3 separate regions of the Homo sapiens genome follow, and regions 1 and 2 are each linked to region 3. A link is a contact called in ENCODE Hi-C or POLR2A ChIA-PET data. All regions are on one chromosome and are shown on one strand. The core of a region is the stretch at or near the end of the contact, and the rest is flanking DNA. Distances in the headings are between cores, read along the strand shown. Region 1 holds the start of GABARAPL1 (GABA type A receptor associated protein like 1). Region 2 holds the start of LINC02446 (long intergenic non-protein coding RNA 2446). Region 3 holds the start of CLEC2D (C-type lectin domain family 2 member D).

The links. Hi-C counts contacts between places; a loop is a spot of excess contacts on that map. ChIA-PET counts read pairs that join two places held with the same protein, here RNA polymerase II (POLR2A). Pooled maps may share reads with other maps.
Region 1: a pooled map shows a loop between it and region 3 (7-fold over the local background). The contact joins the promoter of GABARAPL1 here to the promoter of CLEC2D in region 3. A Hi-C loop is called at or near these places in 1 of 168 maps with a recorded cell type or tissue (CD4-positive, alpha-beta T cell) and 10 of 50 pooled maps. POLR2A ChIA-PET finds 5 or more read pairs at or near these places in 2 of 52 experiments (CD8-positive, alpha-beta memory T cell and OCI-LY7).
Region 2: POLR2A ChIA-PET joins it to region 3 with 12 read pairs in activated CD8-positive, alpha-beta T cell. The contact joins the promoter of LINC02446 here to the promoter of CLEC2D in region 3. A Hi-C loop is called at or near these places in 2 of 50 pooled maps. POLR2A ChIA-PET finds 5 or more read pairs at or near these places in 4 of 52 experiments (activated CD8-positive, alpha-beta T cell, activated naive CD8-positive, alpha-beta T cell and naive thymus-derived CD8-positive, alpha-beta T cell).

The regions. Positions count from the first base shown.
Region 1 is chr12:10,210,854-10,214,846 of GRCh38, reverse strand. It overlaps GABARAPL1 (GABA type A receptor associated protein like 1), which reads right to left and starts at 1,970. Exons shown (of 4, transcript NM_031412.4): 1 at 1,628-1,970. The coding sequence starts at 1,717. It overlaps GABARAPL1-AS1 (GABARAPL1 antisense RNA 1), which reads left to right. Exons shown (of 3, transcript NR_170310.1): 1 at 1-205; 2 at 478-793; 3 at 885-1,198. RefSeq lists a silencer at 1,838-2,097 and an enhancer at 2,191-2,733.
Region 2 is chr12:10,551,365-10,555,463 of GRCh38, reverse strand. LINC02446 (long intergenic non-protein coding RNA 2446) reads right to left here and starts at 2,085. Exons shown (of 3, transcript NR_146456.1): 1 at 1,948-2,085. It also overlaps the pseudogene SLC25A39P2.
Region 3 is chr12:9,668,463-9,673,104 of GRCh38, reverse strand. It overlaps CLEC2D (C-type lectin domain family 2 member D), which reads right to left and starts at 3,392. Exons shown (of 5, transcript NM_013269.6): 1 at 3,310-3,392. The coding sequence starts at 3,370.

The DNA of each region.
Region 1 (3,993 bases), core at 721-3,220, 540 kb before region 3:
TCATTAATTCTGGTTAATACAACTATATTAGAAACTGAGAAACAATATGGCATGGAGGTTAAGATACCCGAGAGCTCCACAGTCCTTCAGACAGGGTTGGAATTCCAGCTCAACCACAGATCAGCAATGTGAAACCTTTAGGAAGTTACTGCATTTCTTTGTGCTTTGAATACTCCATCTGTAGAACGGGTAATCGTGTAAGGAAGTAAGTCAATGATTACAGACTGAGTACTTATAATACCGCTAGGGTAAACTATCAATAAAACTTGATTGTATTTTTTAAATATCATTGCTCAAAAGATTGGTATCACCAGAACTGGGCAAAATTTTCAGGTATCCAAGGTCCAGAAACCAGGAAAGTAATTTGTAAAGGATCCTTTCCCGAGTAAGGGATTAGCTCACCCCTCTATAAGCTGAAAACCTTTTTGTAATTCCTGGGGAATGAAGAGCCCTAATGACTTTTTTTTCTTTTTAAAGGAAAAGGGTTACAAGAGGTTTCTACTGCTGGGCTAAGGCCCTGGTGGCTTCTGGTAGCTATAAAACCACGAACGTTAGGTAAGGATTAGAGAAGAAACCCAGAGTGGCTGTGAGTCAAGAAAAGACATCAGATAACAGCAATTATTTTACCATTATGTGACACGTAATACTAATGTTCCTACCTGAAGATAAAGAGCACAATTTTAAAATCTCCGCTCCTCCATTTCCAAAATCCAACAGCTGCTGGTCCCCCTACCACTTAAGCCATATTCTGCCCTCCAATTCGGCTGCGCAGCCTGCATTAGAGAAACACCAGGCAAGTGGGCGGGGGAGGGGGTAATGGGGAAAACGCCCGGATGCTGAAAGATACCTAATACTTTTCTGTTCCTACTCACTGCCTGCGGTAGTTTTAACTACTTAAGCCGGTGTCCAAAACGGAGAAAAAACGTCTCAGTCCTGCCTTATCGCGACCAGGTACCAGGTGATCAGAAATCAACACGAGGAGGCTGGCTGTCCCCACACAAGCCCCGGAGCCTAGAACGATGAGGCAAGAGGGCTGTTGGGCAGAGAACGTGACCTTGTTTTCCAGGCCAGGACTGTCTTGTGCTCCCCTAACCCCCTGTAATGCAAGAAAATTACTGAATAGCTTCTGAACCTTTTCGTCCCAAGACCAATGATATGAGAGCCAAAGTCAACTTCATTAAAGGAGAACCAGCCAAGGCAGAAATCGACTGGGTTTGCGCAAACCTCACCGCACAGCACAATGTCCCTGCGTTCTTAAAGGCAGCCAATCCATGGCCCCGATCTAACCAGTCTCGCCCACAGGGGCCCTATTTTGTGCACCGCAACCCACACACGGTCTCAGCTGCTGAGACCGTGTGTGGGTTGCTGAGTCACTGAAGACGGCGGCTCGGCCCCCAAAACGCCGTCAGCCCTGAAGTGGGGTTCGGGGCCCAGGCATACGGGGTTTTAAAAGCTCTACAGTCTGGACGTCCATTGGCTCTGGCACTGAAGGGCGTTCAGGATTAAGTAATTCTCGGAACCTCCCTTCTCCAGAGCCGCCTGGGCGCCCCAGGGAAGCCATCTCGACTACCCGCCCCCGCCCCCGCGGGCCCTTCCCCTCCCATCCCCTCCGCTCCTCTACACTCACGGGGACCCTGTCCGGATATTTCTTCCGGATCTTTTCTCCTTCCTTTTTCCGATACTCAAAGGGATGGTCCTCCTTGTACTGGAACTTCATGATGCACCGCAGGGCTTCCGAGATCCCCGCGCGGGGCCTGCCTCCTTCGCCGCTGACCCTGTCCCGCTCCCTCAGCCGACGTCAAGGTGTGCTCAGAATAGCTGCAGAAACGTCCGCTCCGGGGGCAACAGCGCTGGGCCGAGTGTGCAGGGGGGGTTCGGGGCGGGGATCTCGGGTGAGCCTGCCTGGAGGTAGAGGAGAGCCAGATGGAGAAATACCGGCGGCTTTTCGCTAGAGCTGGGAGCACAAAAACAGCTGGGTGGCGCGTCGGGCTGTGACGTCACCCCGCGAGCCCCGCCCCGCCCCCCATGCGCCAGGCGCCCAGGGCAGGGGGTGGCCGAGCGCTCTGTCTCACTGCGTTTCCTTTCTGGCTAACCTTTTTCACAATCGATGTCACTGCAAACATCAAAACATTCGAGTTATGTTTTATTTTGTGACTGTGAAATTAAAGATGGTTTTAAGACAAAAAAAAGATTTAAACATGTTTTATTCCCCCTCCACTGTTTTTCTTGGTTGGGCCCCAAAACAAATACAAAAGGCGAAAATCCAGCCTTTTCCTGCTGGTTGGGATCCAGCCTCAGGAGAAAAGAGGGCCAGGCCTCCTGGGATCCCTTTGGCCAATGCAGAGCTGTCCCGTGCTTGCACCGTGCCCTCTGCGCGTTCCGCTGCCCCTCCCGCGGCCCTCCTCCCGCGCTGGCGTCACAGTGTTTGGGCGGTGCCGCAGTTCGCTCCTGAACAGCAACATAAACAGAGCGTGACTCAGGAATCTGAAGAGAGGAGTCAGATGAAGGACACGGAGTGTAATCAAAGTCTAAAGGAGACATGATGTCAGTAAGGACTACCGAGGGCTTCACGTACAATCAAATATAGAAATGATTCACTTTCTAGCCGGGCGCGGTGGCTCACGCCTGTAATCCCAGGAGGCCGAGGCGGGCGGATCACCTGAGGTCAGGAGTTCGAGACCAGCCTGACCAACATGGAGAAACCCTGTCTCTACTAAAAATACAAAATTAGCTGGGCGTGGTGGCGCATGGCTGTAATCCCAGCTACTCTGGAGGCTGAGGCAGGAGAACCGCTCTAACCCGGGAGGCGGAGGTTGCGGCGAGCGGAGATCACGGCGTCGCACTCCAGCCTGGGCAACAAGAGCGAAACACCGTCTTACAGAAAAAGAAAGGAAGGGAGGGAGGGAGGGATTCACTTTCTGCCATAAACTCAGAAAGGGGGCTCGTCTTCTGGAAAAGAGAGTATCAAGCAATTTAGGTGATGACCTCAGTTGTTCCCCCACATCTTATTTAGTTCCAGTGGTTAGGTATCCCTCACGTGACTAGAAAGCGCTGCCTGGAATGCTAGTAGAAGATTGGGCATTAGGGCAGGTGAGGCGAAGCCTCGTTCTGGATTTCCCCACCTAGAGTCAAAGAAGAAAGACCTTCCAACCAGTACTGTAGGGCAGCGACAGGGAGGACTGTGGAGTTTGCAAAGAAAAAGAACAGTGAAAAGGGGCTGCGTTGCCCATACAAGTCGGGTGAGTTCTGATAAATATTAGATAACAGCAGCCCCGTGGCCTATCTTCTTCAGTCGGGGTCTCAGTGTCTCTAATTTTAAAAACACCCACAGGGGGCCAGGCGCGGTGGCTCACGTCTGTTCTCCCAGCACTTTGGGAGGCCCAGGCCGAGGATCGCTTGAGCTCAGGAGTTCAAGACCAGCCTGGGTAACATGGCAAAACCCTGTCTCTACAGAAAAAACAAAAATTAACAAGGCATGGTGGCGCGCTCCTACAGTCTCAGCTACTGTGGAGGCTAAGGCAGGAGAATCGCTTGAATCCGGGAGGCAGTGGCTGCAGTGAGCTGAGATCGCCCACTGTACTCCAGCCTGGGAGAGAGAGCAAGACTCTGTCTCAAAAAGAATAAATAAATAAAAATAGGCCGGGCGCGTTGGCTCATGCTTGTAATCCCAGCACTTTGGGAGGCCAAGGTGGGTGGATCACGAGGTCAAGAGATAGAGACCATCCTGGCCAACATGAGACGAGTGAAACCCCGTCTCTACTAATAATACAGAAAAAATTAGCTGAGCCTGGTGGCGCTCGCCTGTAGTCCCCAGCTACTCGAGAGCCTGAGGCAGGAGAATCACTTGAACCCGGAAGGGAGAACCCGGGAGGGTTTAACTATATTTGCATCAAAACTAAAATGAGGCCGGGCGCAGTGGCTCACGACTGTAATCCCAGCACTTTGGGAGGCGGAGGTGGGTGGATCACGAGGTCAGGAGATCGAGACCATCCT
Region 2 (4,099 bases), core at 836-3,335, 880 kb before region 3:
AGTATAACTTTATCTGAGGACATCAGAGTGCTGAGGTCACAAGGCAACCACTTAAATTGAACTCCAAGCGGGACATGCACCGCTAAGGAGAGATGGGACTCATAGACGGTTTCATTTTTGGCAGAGCATAAGAGGAAAAGATGGCAGCCATAAAAGTAAAATAAAAACACTAAATTTTGAACAAAGTCTTAAGCTCAGTTGGGCTTTCATGTGTCACTGAGAGTCCTAGCTGCAAGGGGAGTCTCCAGGTCTTTTCCACAGGCCTCAAGTGGGAGCTCATTAGAAGGCCTGGGGCAGGGCAGAGCCAGAGAAAGCCCCTTAGCCATGGCGACGTCTAGGCATGAAACCTCAGCATTTCCCAGTGCCTTTTCTCACTTGAAGCAAAACCTTTAAGATACTTAGGGAGGGCCAACAAACCCTCCTGCTCCCAGGAATCAGGCAAAGTTTGAGTGCTTTTAGAGAAGCAGTATAAGCAAAAGTTCTCTGCCCTTGGGGGAGGGGTAGGATAAACCTCTCTCTTTCTCCTGGTCTTACAGAACGTAACGTGATGCAAAAAGAAAGCTAAAAGCAAAATTTCTTTGTAGCAGAGAAAAGAGAAGGAAACCACCATACCTCCCACCACAAGCCTTGCACCAAGCAACACACAACAACAGTCTACTGCTTGAAGAGGGGCAGAAAACTCCCCCATTACTGATCCTAGTCAAAAACATTCTGCTGTTGAAGGAAGGGGAGAAGAAAAAAGATGTTCAAACAGAGAGGAGCAGGAAACCCTCTGGGGTCAAGGATCCCACAGTGACACAAGGCAGAGATCTGCTATGCCAGCAGAGGAGAAATTCTTTCCTGCCCAAGACTCCCCATAGATACAAGAAGAGCTTGGTTGCTGAGGAGGACGATGAGGAATGCTGAGGAAACCACACTCCTGAGGCCAAGGTACATAGGGCCTTGCCCAAGACTGAGAATAGGCCAAGATAAACTAGAATTTCTATTTCTCCCAACACTGTCGTTATTTTCACGTAACAAGCCACAAGAGAGGAGGGGCAACAGTTTAGAGAGAGAACCTCTTCACACTGCAGGTGTGCAGGGCGTGCTGAAATCAGAACAGAACACTAAGAAAAACCTCCCGCTCCCCAGACCCTGCACGAAGTGTAAGGTAGTGGCAGTACATCACTGGGAGCATTTGAAGTCTGTGGTGTACTAAAGGTGACCACAGGAACAATGAAACATAAACTAGCTCAACACTTCAACTTTACAGATTTACAGAAGAGGTATCGCCATGCTGGCCTGACATACAGTGTTTGCCATTCAATAGAATTATAAGCGACAAACACACAAAAAGTGAGAAAAGGACCCATTGCCAAAAAAAAATACTAGCTGATAAAACTCAAGATATGTGTGTTCAAGATGTTGAAATTATTGGTGAGAAACTTAAAATAATTTTTTAATATGTCAAAGAAACAGTGGAAATTTTAAAAACATGCATTGATATATGATGAAATTTTTCAGAGATGAAAACTATATTTTTAAAAAGAGTCAAGTGGAAATGCCAAGGATAAAACTATGATATCAGAAATAAAGAATTCCTTCCATGCACTTCTTAGAAAACTGAACACAGGATAGGGAAAGAAAAATCAAGTGAACTTGAAGATAGATGAACAGAAATTATCCCAACTAAACTACCAAAAATAAGAAAAGAGTAAAAAAATAACATAACAGGTCATCCAAGAGTTTAGAGACAATACGAATTATAATTTCACATCTGAAACTTTGCAGATCAGATGATAAAGTGGCATTTTTGTTATACTGAAAGAAAATTCTGTCAATCACTACAACAGAGATAAAGAATATTACATAATGTTGATGAGATCAAAAGCAATAAGCTGACATACAACTCTAAATGTATATATACCTAATAACAGATCTGAAGATACATAGAACCAAAACTGTTACCTGTTACTGGTGGAGGGTGTCCAGATTCTTGGCATTTTGAACAAACAATTGGATGAAATGCACAAACAAAACAATGAAAAAAAAAGCACAGATTTATGGAAACAAATGTACACTCCACAGAGTGAGAGTGGGCCAAGCAAGCAGCTCAAGAGGCTGGTTATAGAATTTTCTGGAGTTTAAATACCGTCTAGAGGTTTCCAATTGGTTACTTGGTTTACACCTTATGTAAATGAAGTAGTGGCCTGTGATCAGTCTAATTGGTTGCAGAAGGTGACCAATAGGAGGCTGAAGTAAAGTTACAAGGTTACACATGAAGACTTGGCCTGTGATCAGTCTGATTGGTTTCAGGAGGGAACCAATGAAAGATACTTTCATTTTTCGTCTTCAATGCAGAAAAGGGGTGGGGGATGTTGCAAAGGGAGTAGCCCCTGATCTTTTTGTTACTTGGGTATAGAGAGGTGGGGTTTTCCTTTTGATTCAGTTCTAGGAAGTCAGCGTGAATCAATCTTAGGTTCCCTGTCTCCTGACCATGTTCTCCTGCATCAAAACTGCCAAGACTGAAAGAAGAAATAGGCAAATCCTCAGTTATAGTCAAACATGTCAACACACCTCTCTCAGTGGTTACTGGAATATTTAGAAAAAAATCAGTAAGGACATAAAAAGTCTGGAAGAGCACCATCAACCAAATTGAAATAACTGGCATATATAGAATACCCCACTCAACAATAGAAAAAAATACTCAACTGCACACAGAACTGTCACCAGGATACACCATATTTTGGGCCAAAAGAGCCCATATGTTTAAAATGAATTATACATAGCATGTTCTCTGACCACAAATAAATCTAAAAATTCAATAGCAGAAAGATATTTGGAACATTCCCAAATATGGTAAAATTTTAAAATGCACTTATAAATAACACATAGGTGAAAGAAGAATTGTAGTCGAAATTAGCAAATATTTTGAACTGAATGAAAATAAACGTGCAACATAGCAAAATTTCTGCTACTATTGGAGTACTGCTTGGAGGGAAGTTATAAAATGCTATTTAGAAAAGAGAGGTCTAAAATCAGTTATCCAAGATTCCAACTTTGGAATTTAAAAAATAAGGAAAATTAATTCCAAATCCAACAGAAGAAAGGAAATAATAAAGATAAGGGCAGAAATCCATGAAATAGAAAATAGAAAGGCAATAGAGAAAAATAAACCAAAAGCTGATTCTTTTAACATGTCAACAAAATGGATTATTCCCCAAAACTGTAAGAAGACACCAATTACCAATATCAGGAATAAAAGTAGGAAAAGTAATACAGATGCTACAGATATTTAAAGGATAAGTGAATATTAAGTATTTTTCTGCTCATTAATTCAATAACATGTAAAGTGTACAAATTTCTTGAAAGACACAATTCCACAGTCCACTTAAGAGGGAATAGTTAACCTAACTAGCTCTATATCTATTAAACTAATTCAATTTGCAGTTAAAAAACCTTTCCACAAAGAAAACCCACACTTTCGTGGTAAATTCTACCAAACATATAAGGACAATGTAACACCTATCCCACTTAAACCCTTCCAGAAATTAGATGAGGAAGGAGCATTTCCCAACTCATTTGATGAGACCAGAATTACTCTAATATAAAAATTAGGCATGTTGAGGAAAGAAAACTGCAGACGAATATCCTCCCTGAATAGAAATAATCTTTTTAAACAAAATATCAGCAAATCAAATTCAGCAATGCTCTCAGAGTGGGCTTTGTCAGGAGGCGAGCATGCGCAGACCCTGCAGTGAGCCCGAGCGCGCCGCCGCGCCAGCCAGGCCTAGAGGCAGGATTGAAGCCAGGAGGCGGTTGAGCAGGACCTGAGGGCGTTAGCCTCCTCCAACAAGTGGTGGCCTCGGGCAGCCGTCACCTCCATCTCCAGGACACCCCTGGACGTGGTGAAGGTCCGCCTGCGCTCTCAGCGCCCTGCTGGGACTGAAGCCTCACTCCAGACTCTGGACCTCTCCTAAGCCGAATCGCCCTCCTCCCTCCGAGCCACGGGGCAGGGCCTCCTGTGCCGCAGTGGTGTCCTGGAGCCCCTGCACCTGTCTCCAAATGGTATCCGCTGTGCCGCCAGGACGCGCTTCACTGGCAGCATGGGTGCCTTTGT
Region 3 (4,642 bases), core at 2,143-4,642:
GAGGGCACAGAACAAGGCTGAAGCTGAGATGGATAAACTGACAGAAGTAGGCTTCAGAAAGTTGGTAATAACGAATTTCGCTGAGCTAAAGCATTATGTTCTAACCCAATGCAAAGAAGCTAAGAAGCATGATAAAAGATTACAGGAGCTGTTAACCAGAATAACCAGTTCAGAGAGGAACATAAATGACCTGATGGAGCTGAAAAACACAGCACGAGAACATCATGTTGCAAACACAAGTATCAATAGCTGAATTGACCAAGCAGAAGAGAAAATATCAGAGCTTGAAGACTCTCTTGCTGAAATAAGGCAGACAGACAAGATTAGAGAAAAAAGAATGAAAAGAAATGAACAAAACTTCCAAGAACTATGGGACTATGTAAAAAGACCGAACCTACCACTGACTGGAGTACCTGAAAGAGACAGGGAGGATGGAACCAAGTTGGAAAACACACTTCAGGATATAATCCAGGAGAACTTCCCCAACCTAGCAAGACAGGCCAATATTCAAATTCAGGAAATCCAGAGAACCCCAATAAGATACTTCATGAGTAGATCAACCCCAAGACACATACTCCAAGGTCGAAATGGAAGAAAAAATATTAAGGGCAGCCAGGGAGAAAGGTCAGGTCACTGACAAAGGGAAGTCCATCAGATTATGAATTTTGAGTGCTACAATATGCCAATGTAGGTTATTAATTGTAATAAATGTACTGCTGGTGAAGAATGTTGATGTTAGAGACTGCTATGGTTTGAATGTGTCTCCAAAGTTCATGTGTTAGATACTTAATCCCCAATGCAATAGTGTTGAGAGGCAGGTCCTTTAAGAGGTAATCAGGTCATAATGTCCTTATAATGGGAGTGGGTTTACTATCACGAAAGTGGATTTGTTATAAAAGCAAGTTTGGTGCCTCTTGCTCTCTCTCTTTCTTATGCATGTGCTCTCTTGCCCTTCCAAATTTTGCCATGGGATGATGGAGCAAGATGTGTTTCTCAGTCTTGAACTTTCCAGCCTCCAGAACTATGAGCCAATAGATTTTGTTCATTATAAATTACCCAGTCTTGGGTATTCTGTAATAGCAGCACAAAACAGACTAAGACAGAGTCTATATATGTGTGGCAACAAGGAGAAAATGAAAAAAAAAACTACCTTTCTCACAATTTTGCTGTGATCCCAAAATGGCTCTAAAAATATGGTCTTTAAACAAAACAAAAAAGAGCAAAAGGAAAAAGGATATACTAGCAGCAGATCTTACAAGAATATCCAAATTTAAAGAGCCATCAAACCAGTGGTGAATTTAAATTTCCCTCCTCTAGTATCACTGCCCCGAACTTAATACAGCCAGAAACATGGAATTGAGCCTCTGTCAGCATAAAGAGAGGGCTCCAGGAGAAGCACTAGAGGTATGGTCTGAGGAACAGAAAAGCAAACTCCTATCTCAAATAGAGTGTGAAAATACCACGTTTATTTTTTCTCCCCCTCTTGTCTACATTCTCATGTGCCTCAAACCTCAGGCAATCTGATGATGGTAGGGGAAACTACAGCAACATGCAATAGCCAAAACCTTGAGAAAGGTTAATCCTCGGCCGGGCGCGGTGGCTCACGCCTGTAATCCCAGCAGTTTGGGAGGCCGAGGCGGGCGGATCACAAAGTCAGGAGATCGAGACCATCCTGGCTAACACGGTGAAACCCCGTCTCTACTAAAAATACAAAAAAGTAGCCGGGCGTGGTGGCGGGCGCCTGTAGTCCCAGCTACTCAGGAGGCTGAGGCAGAATGGCGTGAACCCAGGAGGCGGGGCTTGCAGTGAGCCGAGATCGCGCCACTGCACTCCAGCCTGGGGGACAGAGTGAGACTCCACCTCAAAAAAAGAAAAGAAATCTAAAGTCAATCCTTTCCATTCAGTTGAGCTGTAGCTCCATGAGAGTGGGGCCAAACCTCTTGCTTTTTTTTTCTTCTTTCTCACTGTCCGTCTGCCACATGAGCTTAAAGATGCAGCTATAATTGCAGAAGTATATGGTTCATCAGAATAAAAGGAGGCCCGCATTTCTAGCTGGAGGATGGAAAGGAGAAGCCCCTGGGAACCTGAAAGTACGGGTCAGATGGTGAAGAGGAAGAAACTTTAGAAAGAGACCCATGAACATTATTCATAAACTCCTGGATTCACCTGCCCCTCAACTTATGCATGCCTAGATATGGTTCTAATTGGCACACTAAAGATGCTAAGACCTGAACTAATGAGTAGAGCATTGCACAGTTCCCAATTTCACCCCTGGTTGATGCACATGTCTGAATAGCACTACAAAGGCTTTCAGAATGGAACTGACATTGGAACCAGATCCCACAGATTGTCTTCATCTCACCAGGGTGATTGCTTGCTAAAACAATAGTATCAATATACTCCAAAATTTAAATAAGATCCAGTCTAACTAAATATTTGTTCAAAATGTTCAAATTACAATCCAAAATTACACAGTATATGAAGAACCACGAAAATGTCAACTTCCATGGGGAAAGAAAACACAAGCCAAGGAGGACATGACAGAGATGTTGGAACTATCCGACAAACAGTTTAAAGCATTTGGTATAAAATGCTCAAAATACCCAATGAATGAAGAAATAAATGAAGTCATTTAACAACATTTAGAGTTCATCTTTTTCTGCCTCTGAATTACCTTTTCTCCAAATTGATTACCTTTTAAGTTGGGAGGAGAAAACTCCAAACTTTTAAGTCCTAAGTTATAAAACCTTGATATTCCCTAACTGTGGCAAAAGTCATTTTTTTCACTTACTAAAGCATCATATAAAGCTATATATATATATATTTCCAGTGCATCCAATGTAACATAATTCCATTAGAATGCCCTACTAAGTTTCTACTCAACCTTTGTTACTTTTTTGATTTGTAAATGTCCTTTACATACTATTTTCTACCTTTTCTCTCTTAAGAGCTTCCATGATAGGTTTTCTACCTATGTAATAATGATGGTATCTTGTATCTGAGTAACACTTTAGAGTTTGTATAGATTTTTTTTTAGTGAAATTAACTGTTATTTTCAATCCTAAACTTAACCTTATCTCATTGTCTTACATCTTTCTCTCATTGTTCCCTCTCCTTAGTTGTTAGAACTGGGAATATAAATATATGCATGTTTTACACAAATTATAAGCCAATTTATGGACTCCCACATTCCATCTCTTATCCTTGAAAACTTTTTACTAGATCAGCACCTTTCCTGTGTGAGCCCATCACTACCACTACCTTCCCATTCCAGTCCTCACACTTACTCTGTAGAGCCCAGCTTCTTACCTGGGTTTGCAGGCAATTCAGATGGTGTAATGTCTTTCTCCACATTGTTACTGTCATGCATTTTGCCTCCAGTTTCTATGAGTGATCTAAACCACAGTCTCTACGTTTTCAACCCCAAGAATGATTCAAAACAAAACAAAAAAAAAGCCCAACGACTAAAACGTGTAAGTGTGTAACCGCCCCAGTAACTCAAAATGTCAAGCCTTTAAGTTAAATATAGCTAGAGGAACAAATGAAGCATAAATTGTTTCAAAAATCAGCTCATCACAACAGAATAAACTGGTGTTTGTAAGAATTTTAAAAAGTTGAAGCTACTTCTCTAACAGTATTTTGGTTACGAAAGAAACTAATGTTTGATAACTTAAAATTTCTTTGACTATTAAAAATTATAATTGTATTTTGTGCGGTACAAAGCAATATTATGATAGAAAATAAGAATTTATTGAAAGGAAGGAGTTGGCTCTCAGAGGAAATGAATGTTAGGTAAGTAAAGACAACAGCAATTTTAATCTCAAATTAAAATTCATTCCCAAGAGTTTACGCTCATTCAAAAAATATCTTGTTTTCAATTTCTTCAAGATATTTTGGGAATTTGCTGCTATGGCTGCTACAACAACTTTTCAAAAATGGGCTTGAACGGTGTGCAGCTTCTGTGCTCCCTCTGGCATGATCCAGGAGCACAGAGGCTCTTTAGCAGCAAGAGCTTCTTGTCAGATGTGTTGATTTCTTGTATATAAATGCCAGTAAGGGCACCTTTTACTAAAATATAATTTATAGTAATGTGCACAAATCATAAGCATACAACTAAACACATTCATTAAAAATATAACATGTAACAAGTGCCTAGATGAAGTATATCTTAAAACCACGTAAAACAATACCAACACGCTATGTGCCCTACTCATGTCCTGCAACGCTCATTACCCCAAATACAATCTCTATCTTAACTCTGACAACATATTTTCCCTGCTTTTGAATTCTATACAGTAGCCCCCCTTACCTGTAAGAAATAAGTTCCAGATTGGACAGCTATTGCCTTTATCAAATAGAAATGAAGTTGCATTAGGACTGAGTTCCAGTTTCTGTAAGATTTTATATATCTTTTTCTTTACTATTTCATCATTTCTAGTTTGTCCTAGGACCTATGATAAAGCCTTCTAGTAATTCCATCTGAGAACCTGCTTTTTATCAAAGCTGCTTCTCTTTCTTGGAAGTTGAATTTGGTTTTGTCTCCTGAACAACATGTGATTGCCAAAAGTTCAAGTCTGTTTTTCACATAGTTCTTCCTAACCTCCTTTCCTGTGAAATTTAATAATTTGAAAATTGCTTGAGA